2 separate regions of the Homo sapiens genome follow, and region 1 is linked to region 2. A link is a contact called in ENCODE Hi-C or POLR2A ChIA-PET data. All regions are on one chromosome and are shown on one strand. Each heading gives the region's core, a stretch centred on a gene start or an enhancer-like site at or near the end of the contact. The rest is flanking DNA. Distances are from core to core; before and after follow the strand shown. Region 1 overlaps GARRE1 (granule associated Rac and RHOG effector 1). Region 2 overlaps GARRE1 (granule associated Rac and RHOG effector 1).

Evidence for each region. A loop is a pair of places that touch in the nucleus more often than their neighbours do. ChIA-PET counts read pairs that join two places held with the same protein, here RNA polymerase II (POLR2A). Pooled maps may share reads with other maps.
Region 1: a loop to region 2 is called in a map of B cell, with 9 times the contacts of the local background. The contact joins two enhancer-like sites. A Hi-C loop is called at or near these places in 29 of 168 maps with a recorded cell type or tissue (B cell, CD4-positive, alpha-beta T cell, CD4-positive, alpha-beta memory T cell and 15 more), 4 of 37 single-sample maps with no recorded cell type and 24 of 50 pooled maps. POLR2A ChIA-PET finds 5 or more read pairs at or near these places in 12 of 52 experiments (A673, AG04450, CD4-positive, alpha-beta T cell and 9 more).

The regions. Positions count from the first base shown.
Region 1 is chr19:34,268,632-34,274,702 of GRCh38, forward strand. The region is part of intron 1 of GARRE1 (granule associated Rac and RHOG effector 1); the gene reads left to right. Among named protein-coding and RNA genes, the nearest start is that of GARRE1, 17 kb to the left of the region's middle. RefSeq lists an enhancer at 1,485-2,185. Within about 2 kb of position 1,505, at least 35 of the 41 ENCODE cell types and tissues checked have a DNase peak (open chromatin) inside an H3K27ac peak, as active enhancers do.
Region 2 is chr19:34,333,903-34,340,226 of GRCh38, forward strand. GARRE1 (granule associated Rac and RHOG effector 1) reads left to right here. Exons shown (of 14, transcript NM_014686.5): 9 at 5,965-6,090. Among named protein-coding and RNA genes, the nearest start is that of GPI, 28 kb to the right of the region's middle. Within about 2 kb of position 4,074, at least 6 of the 41 ENCODE cell types and tissues checked have a DNase peak (open chromatin) inside an H3K27ac peak, as active enhancers do.

The sequences.
Region 1 (6,071 bases), core at 255-2,754, 68 kb before region 2:
TTTTTTTTTTCATTAAATGTTCACTATTTTTCTTTGTATGAAATTGAGGCCAGGTATAGTGACTCACACCTGTAATCCCAGCACTTTGGGAGGTCGAGGTGGGAGGGTTGCTTGAGTCCAGGAGTTTGAGACTGGCCTGGGCAACACAGTGAGACTCCGTCTCTTAAAAGAAGAAAGAAAAAAGAAATTGAATATGTGGTGATTACTACCCGTTTCATTTACTTTTTTACTTATTAACGTAGTGACTGTTTAAAAAAAGTTACGCATTGATCTTCCTGTTCCTTCCCCACCAAAAATAAAAGCAAAAACAACAAGCCACCCCTCAAATGAAACAAAATTAAGCCTGTTCTTTATCTATATTACTACTTAGCACATTTGACCTATTTTTTTAAAACCTCTGTTATTTTGAAAGTAAATTTTGGCTCTGTTGACCTTGCGGTTAGAAAAGTTGTTCTTCTGCTTAAATGAAATGATCAGTTGTTTGTAGATTACCAAATATAAAAGCTCTTCAGAACCGCTAATGATAAGTTGCTTTGGCTTCATAGAGGAACGCCATGGTTTGTGGTGGTAAATTGTTACAGAGCAAATGTCAGTACCAGAGGCGGTCATGGATCACCACGTGGAAGCAGGTTGTTCCCACATGAGATTGGTAGCGAGCCGGTGCTGCATCTGTCTCCTTTCCCACTGCATCCTGGGTGCCTGGAGCCTCACAGGGTTGACCCGTGTTGGGGGTGGGGATGGTTGTAGAAGCCTCTTTATTTTTACTTGTGATAGATTCTGGCACTGATTAGAATGTTTATTCAGTAGTTTTTTTCCTATCCGCCTGAGTTTTCATAGCTCAGTATAGGATAACATGGGCTTCGGATTTTGTCAACCAATCAATTATATAGTAGCTCTTTTGTTTTGTTTTTAAAATTTATTTCTATTTATGTATTTATTTATTTATTTTGAGAGAGGCCCTTGCTGTGTTACCCAGGCTGGAGTGCAGTGGCATGATCATAGCTCACTGCAACCATGAACACCTGGGCCCAAGTGATCCTCCTGCCTTGGCCGTCTGAAGTGTTAGGATTACAGTGTGAGCCACCAGACCTGACCTTTGTTTTGTTTTAGTAGCTACCTCTTGACTAGAAAAATAGTTTAATCTTGGCCTCCTTAAAACCTTTTCATTGATATTTTTTACTCTGCTAGAACAGTTCAGTTTTTGCATGTCTTCAAGTGAACATGCTTTAGTATTAATTCCATGGAAGCCATTTCTGTAGAATAGGCTAGTGTCCAGTTTTGTCCAGTTTTCCTTTTGGAGCAGTGTCTCAGGCACAGAAATAGTCTGGGCTTGGTGGACCCCACCCCAAAGTGTCACTTCTTTTCCTCTGGCCTTGCTCTCCATGCCCGCCTTTCTCTTCTGATGTTTTAATGATACCCTCCCTGCTCGGTGATTTGTGTTCAGGAAGCTAGGCAGTGATTACTTTTGTTTCTGCTTTGTGAACTTCCTCCCCCACTTCCTATTTTTACCGCAGTTGCACAGGAAATGAGGCGGCTCCTGGCTGGCTGCTGCTAAGCAGTGATTTTAGGTGGCAGAGGACAAGGCCTCAGGGCCTGAGCCATTTAAGGCATTTTCCACCTTAATCTTTTCACTACCTTCTTCCTCTAGGAGTCATAGGAACATGATTTTGTGATTGGGTTGAGGTGACATCATGTCCTCAGCCTTGTGGGTGGAGACAGGGGTTGCTGTTTAGTTGGAGGACAGCACTTTTGTGAAGGAAGTGAGGGCTTTTTTCAGCAGTAACAATGTGGGTGGAATGTCGTGGCCCTGTGGCCTCTGCAGCTTGAGGGAAGGTTAAGTTGAAGGGACAGGCCCTGTTGCAGGTAAGGATAGGGAGGTGGATTCTGGTTACTCTCTAGAGGGCCTTGACTGGCAGCTTGAAGTGAGCTGAGGAGCCTAGTCTGCTCTCTCAGATCTTTGAGGGGGGCCTCAGCCTCTATGGCACCCTCCTTCCTCTGAACCCATGGCATTTGTTTTCTAAACGACTTATTTAGCATTTATCAGTCTCTTTTTTGATGATGCCTCTTCTTAGCTTATGGACCCGTTATAGCTTAATTTATGGAGAAAGTTTGTATCATCTCCCCAGAAAGAAGTAACTTGTTATACATTAGTTAACTTGAATATGGAAGGTGCTCAAAGCATTAGTTTATCGGAGATTCTTAAGAGCTGCACTGTTGACATTTTGGGGTAGATAATTCTTTGTAGGGGCTGTCTTGTGCATTATGGGATGTTCAGCAGCACTTCTGGCCTCTACCCACTGGATGCTACCCACTAGCACTTGCCCAGGGTGACAACCAAAACATCTCTAGACATTGCCAGATGTTGGTAGGGCAGAGAAGGACACAAAATTATACTTTTCCCCACTTGTTGAGAACCACTGTGTTAAAGAATTGAATTACTAATTACTAACTTATAAAATGGAATAAAGTAGAATGTTTGGTTCCCTGGGATTAAAGCCATTTGTTAGTTTCTATTTTCATATCTGACATTCTCATAATTCTTAGTTTGCTACTTAGAGTATGCTGTGCTCTATCAGCTTCAGCTAGTGTTCAGGTATACCTTCTGTGCACTTTCTTTTTTTTTTTTTTTTTTTTTTAGATGAAGTCTCACTCTGTTGCCCAGGCTAGAGTGCTGTGGCGTGATCTTGGCTCACTGCAACCTCTGTCTCCCGGGTTCAAGCGATTCTCCTGTCTCAGCCTCCCTAGTAGCTGGGACTACAGGTGTGTGCCACCACACCCAACTAACTTTTTGTATTTTTAGTAGAGACAGGGTTTCACCATGTTGGCCAGGCTGGTCTCGATCTCCTGACCTCGTCATCCACCCGCCTCGGCCTTCCAGAGTGCTGGGATTACAGGTGTGAGCCACCACGCCCGGCCCCTTCTGTGCACTTTCATTGAAAGAACTAGGAGCTGGGCGCGGTGGCTCATGTCTGTAGTACCAGCATTTTGGGAGCCGAGGCAGAAGGATTGCTTGAGCCCAGGAGTTTGAGACCAGCCTGGGCAATGTAGAGAGACCCCATCTCTACAAAAAATCAAAAAATAAAAATTAGCTGAGCTACTTAGGAGGCTGAGGTGGGAGGTTCACTTGAGGGAGGTCAAAGCTGCAGTGAGCTATGATCGTGCCACTGTGCTCTAGCCTGGGGCATGGAGCAAGTCTCAAAAACAAAAACAAAAACAAAAACAAAAAAACTAGGGCCTGAGCCTTTGGCAGGCTGGCTTCTTGTCCTCATAGAAGGCATTCTGTCAGCTTCTGTGCCTTGATATTGCTTGCTCTGGAAGTCAATTTCCTTGGAAGCTGAGTAGTGCAAGGGTAAGGAGGAAATGAGAAACATTTAGGATATAATAATAATAGGTAACATTTATGGAGCAGTTGCTGTAGAAGAGGCACTGTGGTGAACAGGATTGACAGGATTGAAAGGACAGGCTAGACAACAGGACGGGGACCATCTGGAATAACACCTTAAGTTTGGGTTAAAAGTTGGTTGTGCCTTTGACCAAGCAAGGCAGTAAATATAGCAGGAGGAGTGGGAAATAGAAAGGTGACAGGGTAAAACTTTTTTTGAAACATAGTCTTGCTCTGTTGCCCAGGCTGGAGTGCAGTGATGCAATCTTGGCTCACTGCAACATCTGCCTCCTGGGTTCAAGTGATTCCCAGATAGCTGGGATCACAGGCGCCCACCACCATGCCCGGCTAATTTTTGTATTTTTAGTAGAGACAGGGTTTTGCCATGTTGGTCAGGCTGGTCTCAAACTCCTGACCTCAGGTAATCCACCCACCTTGGCCTCCCAAAGTGCTGGGATTACAGGCGTGAGCTACCGTGCCCTGGCCATGAAAGGGTAAAACTTGAAGACCCTGCAGAGATGTCTCCTGGGTCTGGTCCTTGGAGAGGGAGGTCTTGACTGGAGAGTTGAATTTGGGAATCATCAGCAGTGATACGGAGTATGATCTCCTAGAGAGAGGTCACTTTTCATTGCTCCAGCTCAGCTTCTCATCAGTTCCAAGAAGCTGGAAGCCTTAACCATCTTCTAGGAGTGGTAAGCAGAGTGCCATGGTCTGGATATTTGACAGAGGTGGGATGGTGCAAGAATGGAGAGCTCAACCTGTGGCAGCAGATTGCCATGTCCCAGACCTAGCTGTGTGGTGACCACTACCTTAGCCATGTGGTGAGAACATGAAGAACTCACTTCATCTTATTAGATGCCTCACCTACCTTATGGGGTCATTGTGATAACCTTGTAATTTGATAACACGGCCAGGTGTGATGGCTTACGCCTGTAATCCCAGCACTTTGGGAGGCCAAGGAGGTTGGATCACTTGAGGTCAGGAGTTCGAGACCAGTCTGGCTAACATGGTGAAAACTGTCTCGACTAAAAACACAAAAATTAGCCAGGTGTGTGACGCACACCTGTACTCCCAGCTACTTGGGAGGCTGAGGCTGGTCAATCACTTGAACCCAGGAGATGGAGATTGCAGTGAGCCGAGATTGTGCCACTGTACTCCAGCCTGGGCTTAACAGAGCAAGATCCTGTCTTGAAAATAAATAAATAAATATGATAACATGTGAAGTGCATAGCACAGTGCCTGGCTCTTACCCACAGTTAATGTCAGCTGTTTCAAGATATTTGATATCTAAAGCTCCAAGTATAATGCTTGGCACGTCATAGACACTTAGTGACTGGTCCATTTCTTTGGGGAGTACTTATGTGGACGTGGCATGTCTTCACTAGCTTATTTATTTATTTTAAGCAGAACCTTATTTCTAGCATCTAACTACTGCCTCCGTGGTTGGCAAGGGTGACTTCATGAATGTTGTAAAGGAATACCATTAAATAAGTACTGAGGACAAACTAATAATTCAACAAATATTTGTTAAATGTTTACATCATGCTTAGCACCCTTGGATGTTTTGAATGAGCTCAGGGGTCCTGGGGGTTGGAGGTGACAGGGAAACACAGAGCAAACCGGCAGTTGTGATCTAGCATGTTATGCTTCAGTAGAGTTAATGTTAAGGTGGGGCTAAAAACAGGGTGTTACGGCAGCAGAGGAACCCCTCGCTCAGTCTGTCAAAGTGGTTTCTCAGAAGAAGTGATGCCTAAGTTAGACATCCAAGAGGAATGAGAGTGAGCCAAGAGAGCTTTCCAGACAGTAGAAATGAAATGTGTGGCCAGGTGGCGAGAAGGAAGATGGCACATGTAGGAAGTGGGTGGTGTTGGGGCGGTGTAAGAAAATTGGGAAGGGTAATGGAGAGCCATAGTGGATTTTAAGCGCAGAGTGGTGTGATCACATTGATTCTAGAGTAGTCACACAGCATCCAGAGGGGAGTAGCCCAGGCATTTGGAAGATCACTCAGGAGGCGCCTCCATAATTCAGGCAGGAGGTAAAAACAGTAGCTTTGGTACGGCAGTGAAGATAGAAGGAAAAGGACTTGAGAGATACTAAGAAGGCAGGAAGGGGCCGGGCATGGTGGCTCATACCTGTAATCCCAGCATTTTGGGAGGCCGCGGCGGGTGGATCACCTGAGGTTGGGAGTTCGAGATCAGCCTGACCAATATGGAGAAACCCCGTCTGTACTAAAAATACAAAATTAGCCGGGTGTTGTGGTGTATGCCTGTAATCCCAGCTACTCAGGAGGCTGAGGCAGGAGAATCGCTTGAACCCAGGAGGCGGAGGTTGCAGTGAGCTTAGATCGCACCATTGCACTCCAGTCTGGGCAACTAGAGCGAAACTCCGTCTCAAGAAGGCAGGAAGGATAAGACTGTGATTAATTGGATGTGAAGGAGAGTGAAGAGTAGAGGATAACTCCCAGGTTTCTGCCTTGTTCAAGTAGGCAGATGGTGATGTCATTTGCCAAGACTGGGAAGGCATATTGAAAGACTTGGAAGATTTGGTTTTGGACTTTTGATTTTGGGACCTGTCCACTAGGCAGTTGAATATTTGGGTTCTGGAGCACAGGACAAAGATCTGGGCTAGAGGGATGGATTTGGGAATCTTCCCAGAAGGAATATGTTGCTCTTAGAAACAGAGAGGGCAT
Region 2 (6,324 bases), core at 2,824-5,323:
CAACAAGTCTTGCTGCATGTGCAGGTTTATGGGCAGCAGTGGTATGTTAGTGGCATGTGTCATGATTATTGGTCTGTGATGAGGAAGCCAAGAGGTCTGAAAAATGGTCTCATTGACCATAATGTAACTAAAATGTTATATACTCTTGGATCATAATGAGCAGTATTATCTTTGTTACTGAGTCTACAGCATTTAAACATAGTATATCATTTTCTCTAAGTCACCCAGTGTTCACTAAAGCCCAGTAGAGAACATAGAATTCCTTCTCCTCTGTTCCAACTACAATCCTGATGATCTTGAGCTCATGTTGTGACACACCCAGTGTCTTTACAAATCTTGGGACAGTCATTTTTAGATATTATATTTGTAACACTTATAATAGATAAAAGATTATTCTTAATTTATTTTTTTTTAAAAAAAGCTCCTACAAATCAGAAGAAAATGGGCAAGGGACATGAACAGCTAAGTCAGAAAAGAAGACATATGATCAACAAATAGATTAAGAAAATGTAATGGCCAAGTGCGGTGACTCACACCTGTAATCCTAGCACTTTGGGAGGCCAAGGCGGGCAGATCGCCTGAGGTCAGAAGTTTGAGACCAGCCTGCCCAATGTGGTGAAACCCCATCTCTACTAAAAATACAAAAACTATCCAGGCATGGTGGTGGGTGCCTGTAATTCCAGCTAATCAGGAAGCTGAGGCACAAGAATTGCTTGAACCCAGGAGGCGGAGGTTGCAGAGAGCTGAGATTGCACTATTGCACTCCAGCCTGGGCAATAGAGCAAAACTATCTCAAAAAAAAAAAAAAAGAAAAAAGAAAATGTATAACTTCACCTAAAAATCAGAGACAAAGTAAAGAAACCATATGGGGCCAGGTGGGGTGGCTCACACCTGTAATTCCAGCACTTTGGAAGGCCGAGGCGGCCAGATCTCCTGAGGTCAGGAGTTCCAGACCAGCCTGGCCAACATGGTGAAACCCTGTCTCTACTAAAAGTACAAAAATTAGCCGGGCGTGGTGGCATGCACCTATAATCCCAGCTTAAGGCAGGAGAACCGCTTGAGCCTGGGAGACAGAGGTTGCAGTGAGCCGAGATCGTGCCACTGCACTCCAGCCTGGGTGACAGAGCGAGACTCCGTCTCCAAGAAAAAAAAAAAAACCGTTATGATGTCATTTTGCCCAGAATATTGTTAAATTGTTTTAGAATAACAATACTAAATATAGTGACAATACTAGTTTGAGCCAGACTGTGAAACAGGCAAAGAGGTTGTTGAGTAGAGACTAAATACAACCTTTCTGGAGGGCAATTTAGTATATTAGAAGCCTAAAATAAGGGATATGACCTCAACAATTCCACAGTTTCACCTCTAGAAATTTATCTTTGTGATATGTATTCACATTCAGCTATAAGGATGAGTATCATAGCTTTATTAATAAACAGGAAAAACTAAGCATATATTGGAAGGTATTTGCTATTAAAATGGTAATCTGCATGAATATTTAGCTATAAGAGAAAATATTTAAATCATTTAAGTAGGCAGAGATACTAAGGAACAAAGAGGTGCTGTTGGTGCCTATGTGGACTAAAATGGTAGTTGGGTAAGGCATACAAGTTGTATTTAAACCATTTGTTCTTTTTTTTCGAGACAGAATCTCGGTCTGTCGCCCAGGCTGGAGTGCAGTGGCGCAATCTCGGCTCACTGCAGCCTCTTCCGCCTGGGTTCCAGTGATTCTCCTGCCTCAGCTTCCTGGGTAGCTGGGATTACAGGCGCATGCCACTACGCCCAGCTAATTTTTGTACTTTTAGTAGAGACAGGGTTTTGCCATGTTGGCCAGGCTGGTCTTGAACTCCTGACCTCAGGTGATCCACCTGCTTCGGCCTCCCAAAGTGCTAGGTTTACAGGCGTGAGTCACCGCGCCCGGCTCATTTGTTCTTGAAATGTAAGAGTATAATAGTAGATTCTGTCAAAAGTGTTTAGAGTCTATGAATATATTTAAGTAAATGTTGGCAGTTCACTTTGTGTCCTAAAACCTCCCTTCTATAAGTACTCTGCCACCAAAAAGTTCTTTTATTTTTTTAAATTATTATTATTATTTTTTTTTTGGTAGAGACAAGATCTCATGCTGTCCCCCAGACTGCAGTGCAGTGGTGTGGTCATGGCTTACTGTAGCCTTGAACTCCTGGGCTCAAGCAATCATCCCACCCTGGCCTCCCAAGTAGGCGGGACTACAGGCATGTGCCATCATGCCTGGCTAATTTTTAAGTTTTTTGTAGAGATGGAGTCTCACTATATTAGCCAGGATGGTCTGGGACTCCTGGGCTCAAGCGATCCCCCTGCCTTGGCCTCCCAAAGTGCTGGGATTGCAGGCGTGAGCTACTGTACCTGGCCCAAAATTTTAAGTTAATTGTAGGGTGGCATACTGTGTCCTGAAATTAATGGTAATTTATACACATATTTTCATTTCTATCAAACAGTAAACCAGAGGCTCACTTTCTGTAAGATTTTTGTGTTACTAAATTCTTTTTTTTTCTTTTGTAGTCAGTGTTCTGCTGAAATGTGTTCCTGAATTTTTTTTTTTTTTTTTGAGATAGTTTCGTTCTTGTTGCCCACACTGGAGTGCAATGGTGTTGTCTCGGCTCACTGCAACCTCCACCTCCTGGGTTCAAATGATTTTCCTGCCTCAGCTTCCTGAGTAGCTGGGATTACAGGCACCTGCCTGCATGCCCAGCTAATAACTTTTGTGTTTTTAGTAGAGATGGGTTTCACTATGTTGGCCAGGCTGGTCTCAAACTCCTGACCTCGGGTAATCCACCCATCTTGGCCTCCCAAAGTGCTGGGATTACAGGCGTGAGCCACTGCACCCAACCCTGAATTCTTAAATTTTTCCAATTCAGGCTGTCATTGGAAAATGTTAAAACTTAATCAGAATTCTCATTTTGAAGAGTTTGAACTTTTGGATAGTTGGGTGAATATAAACAGTCAGTGCAAAAATGGCTAACACTTGAGTTTGTTTTGAAAACTCTCCCTGTGGGGTTGATTTCATTTGTAACTCATTGCACCCCCGCAAAAAACACCTTGTAGACTGTGATTTCTTGTAGAGGTGCCCTCTGCTGGGTGCTTTTGGTAATTTTGCAAAATTTTAGTTCTGTTTTTTTTTTTTTTTTTCAAATTACAAAATACTGTATGTGCTTGTTGGGAAGAACACAAACAGAAATGATTGCTTTACTCCACCTGGAGAAAAAGGATATTGCTATCCATCCATGCTTTGTTTCACCAAATATTTACTGAACACTTACTGTGTACCAGACACTGTTCTGGGCTCTGGGAATTTAATTATGAGCAAGACACACAGGGTCCCTGCCCCTCATAAACCAACTTGAGAATAGAGAAGGGGGAGACAGCTGTTAAGTATAAGAGATGAGTTCAGACACAGGCAGGCGTATGATGGAAATGAGAGGAGAGTGCCATTATATGATAGAGAATAAGTAGGATAGAGATTCGGGGGAGACTTTTAGACGAGTCAGTCTGGAAGAGGGTCTGAGGATGTGACATTGGATTTGAGAGGAGCCTGTCATGCAGAGAGCCGATGGGGAACACACTTCAGGCAGAAAGAATGCCAGTGCAGAGGCCTCAGGAGTGACCCAGCATGGAAGGAGATGTGCTAGGTGGTGATGAGGATGGGAAGTTGTAGACGTCAAGACTTGCAGGGCCCTTGAAGGAATTGGGTTTTTATCTAAGAACAGGTAGAGGGTTTTAGGCAAGTCTTGGTGATTTGTCAACAGAATGGGTTTAGCCACTTAAGGGCATTTTATTGATCAGCTCAAGGCTGATGAATAAAATAAAAATGCCAGTTTGTTGATTGTTGATTTTTCAGAAAGATTAATTATCATCACCAGGAGCTGTAGTACTCTTTTCTACATGGCCAACAAATGCTCTCCTAGTGGGCAAACATGTGACAAGCCAAGTCACAACCAGACTTGGCTTGGGAACAAGAGCAAATGTGTCCTGATTATCAGTGATTCCAGATGGAGAGAATTGGGTGCACTGAACCTTGGGCAGGCTCAGCTGCCAAGATTCTCTCTGAGGAGTCCAAGGTCTAGCTGGGCACTAGCAGAGCTTGCGTTGTTGTTCACCCTTTCCAGGCTTCTGAGCCTGGCCGGCTCTCATTTCATTCTCTGATATATTTCTTCCCAAGTCAAAGTCATGTTAGGGAGTACTGCTACCTCCTTGAGTGACTTTGTAAGTGTTGAGTTCACCATTTAGCTTCCAGAGTGCCCAGGATCTGGCAGACATCATCTTCCTAGTAGACCTATGCTGCTCAGACTGTTTTCCCTCTCAGAAAAGGGCTCTTGGCCAGACCAAGTGGCTCACACCCGTAATCCTAGCACTTTGGGAGGCTGAGGCAGGAGGATCACCTGAGCTCAGGAGTTTAGGACCAGCCTGGGCAACATAGCGAGACCCCATCTCTACAAAAAAATTAAAACATTAGCCAGGTGCGGTGGCACACGCCTGTAGTTCCAGCTACTTAGGAGGCTGACATGGGAAGATCGCTTGAGCCCAGGAGGTCGAGGATAACAGTGAGCTTTGATCACACCACTGCACTCCAGCCTTGAGGATAGAGTAGGACTCTGTCTCGAAAAAAGGTTGGGGGGCTCTTGGTGTAGGTACCCTGAATGGACGGTGGAGACCCAAATGATGAGAAGCAGTTGGCCATACCAAAATCTCAGGAAAGAGAAATTCGGGCAAAGGCAGCAGCAAGAGCAAAGGTCCTGAGGTGTGGACAAACCCATCCAGGGAGGAAGAGAAGGCCTCACAGCTGGGACAAGGTTGAGGGGCTGGGCACAGAGGGCTTTGAGGGCTGTGGTGAGGGTTTAGATTTTATTTCAATCACGATGATATCCCATTGAAGAGTTTTAAGCAGGGGAGTGATGTGCTCTGATTGGCACTACAGGAAGCTCACTCTGGCCCCTATATGAAGGATGGGCTTTGGAGGTACAGGAGTAGAGAAAAAGAGGCCAGGTGAGAGCTTGGTCCTGAGACCCAGGAGTGGTGGTTTCCTGAAGCAGGGGGTTCATAAACAAGGTGGCGAGAAGTGCTTAGATTCTGGATGTGTTTTATAAGAAGAGCTGTCAGGATTCACTGATGGATTGCATGCAAGATGTGAGGGAACTAGAGAGGGTGTGTAAGTTTTGGGGTAGACAGTTGTGTTGTTCACTTATTGGAGAAGTCGGCAGGAATCAGAGTGTCTGAGCTAGCACAGACCGCACAGGTTAAGGGCTCAGCCCCACAAGGCTACTCCCCACTTCAGATGCCATCCACAAGTCCCAGGTTGTCACCCGACTTCTAACCAATCGGCTATAAGTTGGGGGTTCCCAAAACCTCCAGGTTTGATATTTTGCTATAATGGCTCACAGAACTCAGTAAAACATTTAATTATATTTAAGGTTTATTATAAAGGATATTATAGCAGATACAGATTAACAGCCAGGTGAAGAGGTGCATAGCGTGAAGTGTTTGGGATGGGGCTCCAAGCCTCCATGCCCTTGCCAGCTATGCCCTGTGCCCAGCACCTTAGTGTGTTCACCAGCGTGGAAGCTCTCAGAACCCGATGGTCTGATGATTTTTATGGAGGCTTCATCATATAAGCAAGTCATCTTATTAGAACAAAAGACACTATCACCTAGGAAATCTCAAGGGTTTTAGGAGCTCTGTATCAGGAACTGGAGGCAGAGACCAAATATATATTCTGATATCATGAGACCTCAGACCTTTTTGCTTCCTACTCCTCTTGTGGGGCAGTGAGTTCCAGGATCAGCCCTGTTGTTCTCTCCATGTTCTTACAGTTACTGAATTTTTGCTGGGCGCCAGAGGTACATAAAAGTTGTAGCCTTTTCTATGAGACCTGCTTGAGACACCTTTGCAGAGAAATGCAGCCAAGACTAATGCAGCCTAATCTATGCCTAGGTGCCTGAAAGAAGACCCTGCTACCATGTCCCTGCTGCAGAGAAGCCTTGATCCTGAGAAGACCCTGGGTCTAGTGGACGTGCTCTACACAGCTGTGCTGGACCTAAACCGCTGGAGGGCTGGAAGGTTGGTGTCTGTGGTTTGCATTAGATGCATACCGAGGGACAGTGTGACTATGCACAGTTTCATGTGTGCTTGTGTCATTGATAGTATACGGTATTGTAAAGAAGGCAGTAAGGACTTTTTAGTAACTTTTATTTTCAGAATAATTTAAAACCTGCAGCAAAGTGGCAAGAATAATACAAAGAACTGCTCCATGCCCTGTACCAGATTCCCCTATTTGCTAACTTTTTTGCCTTC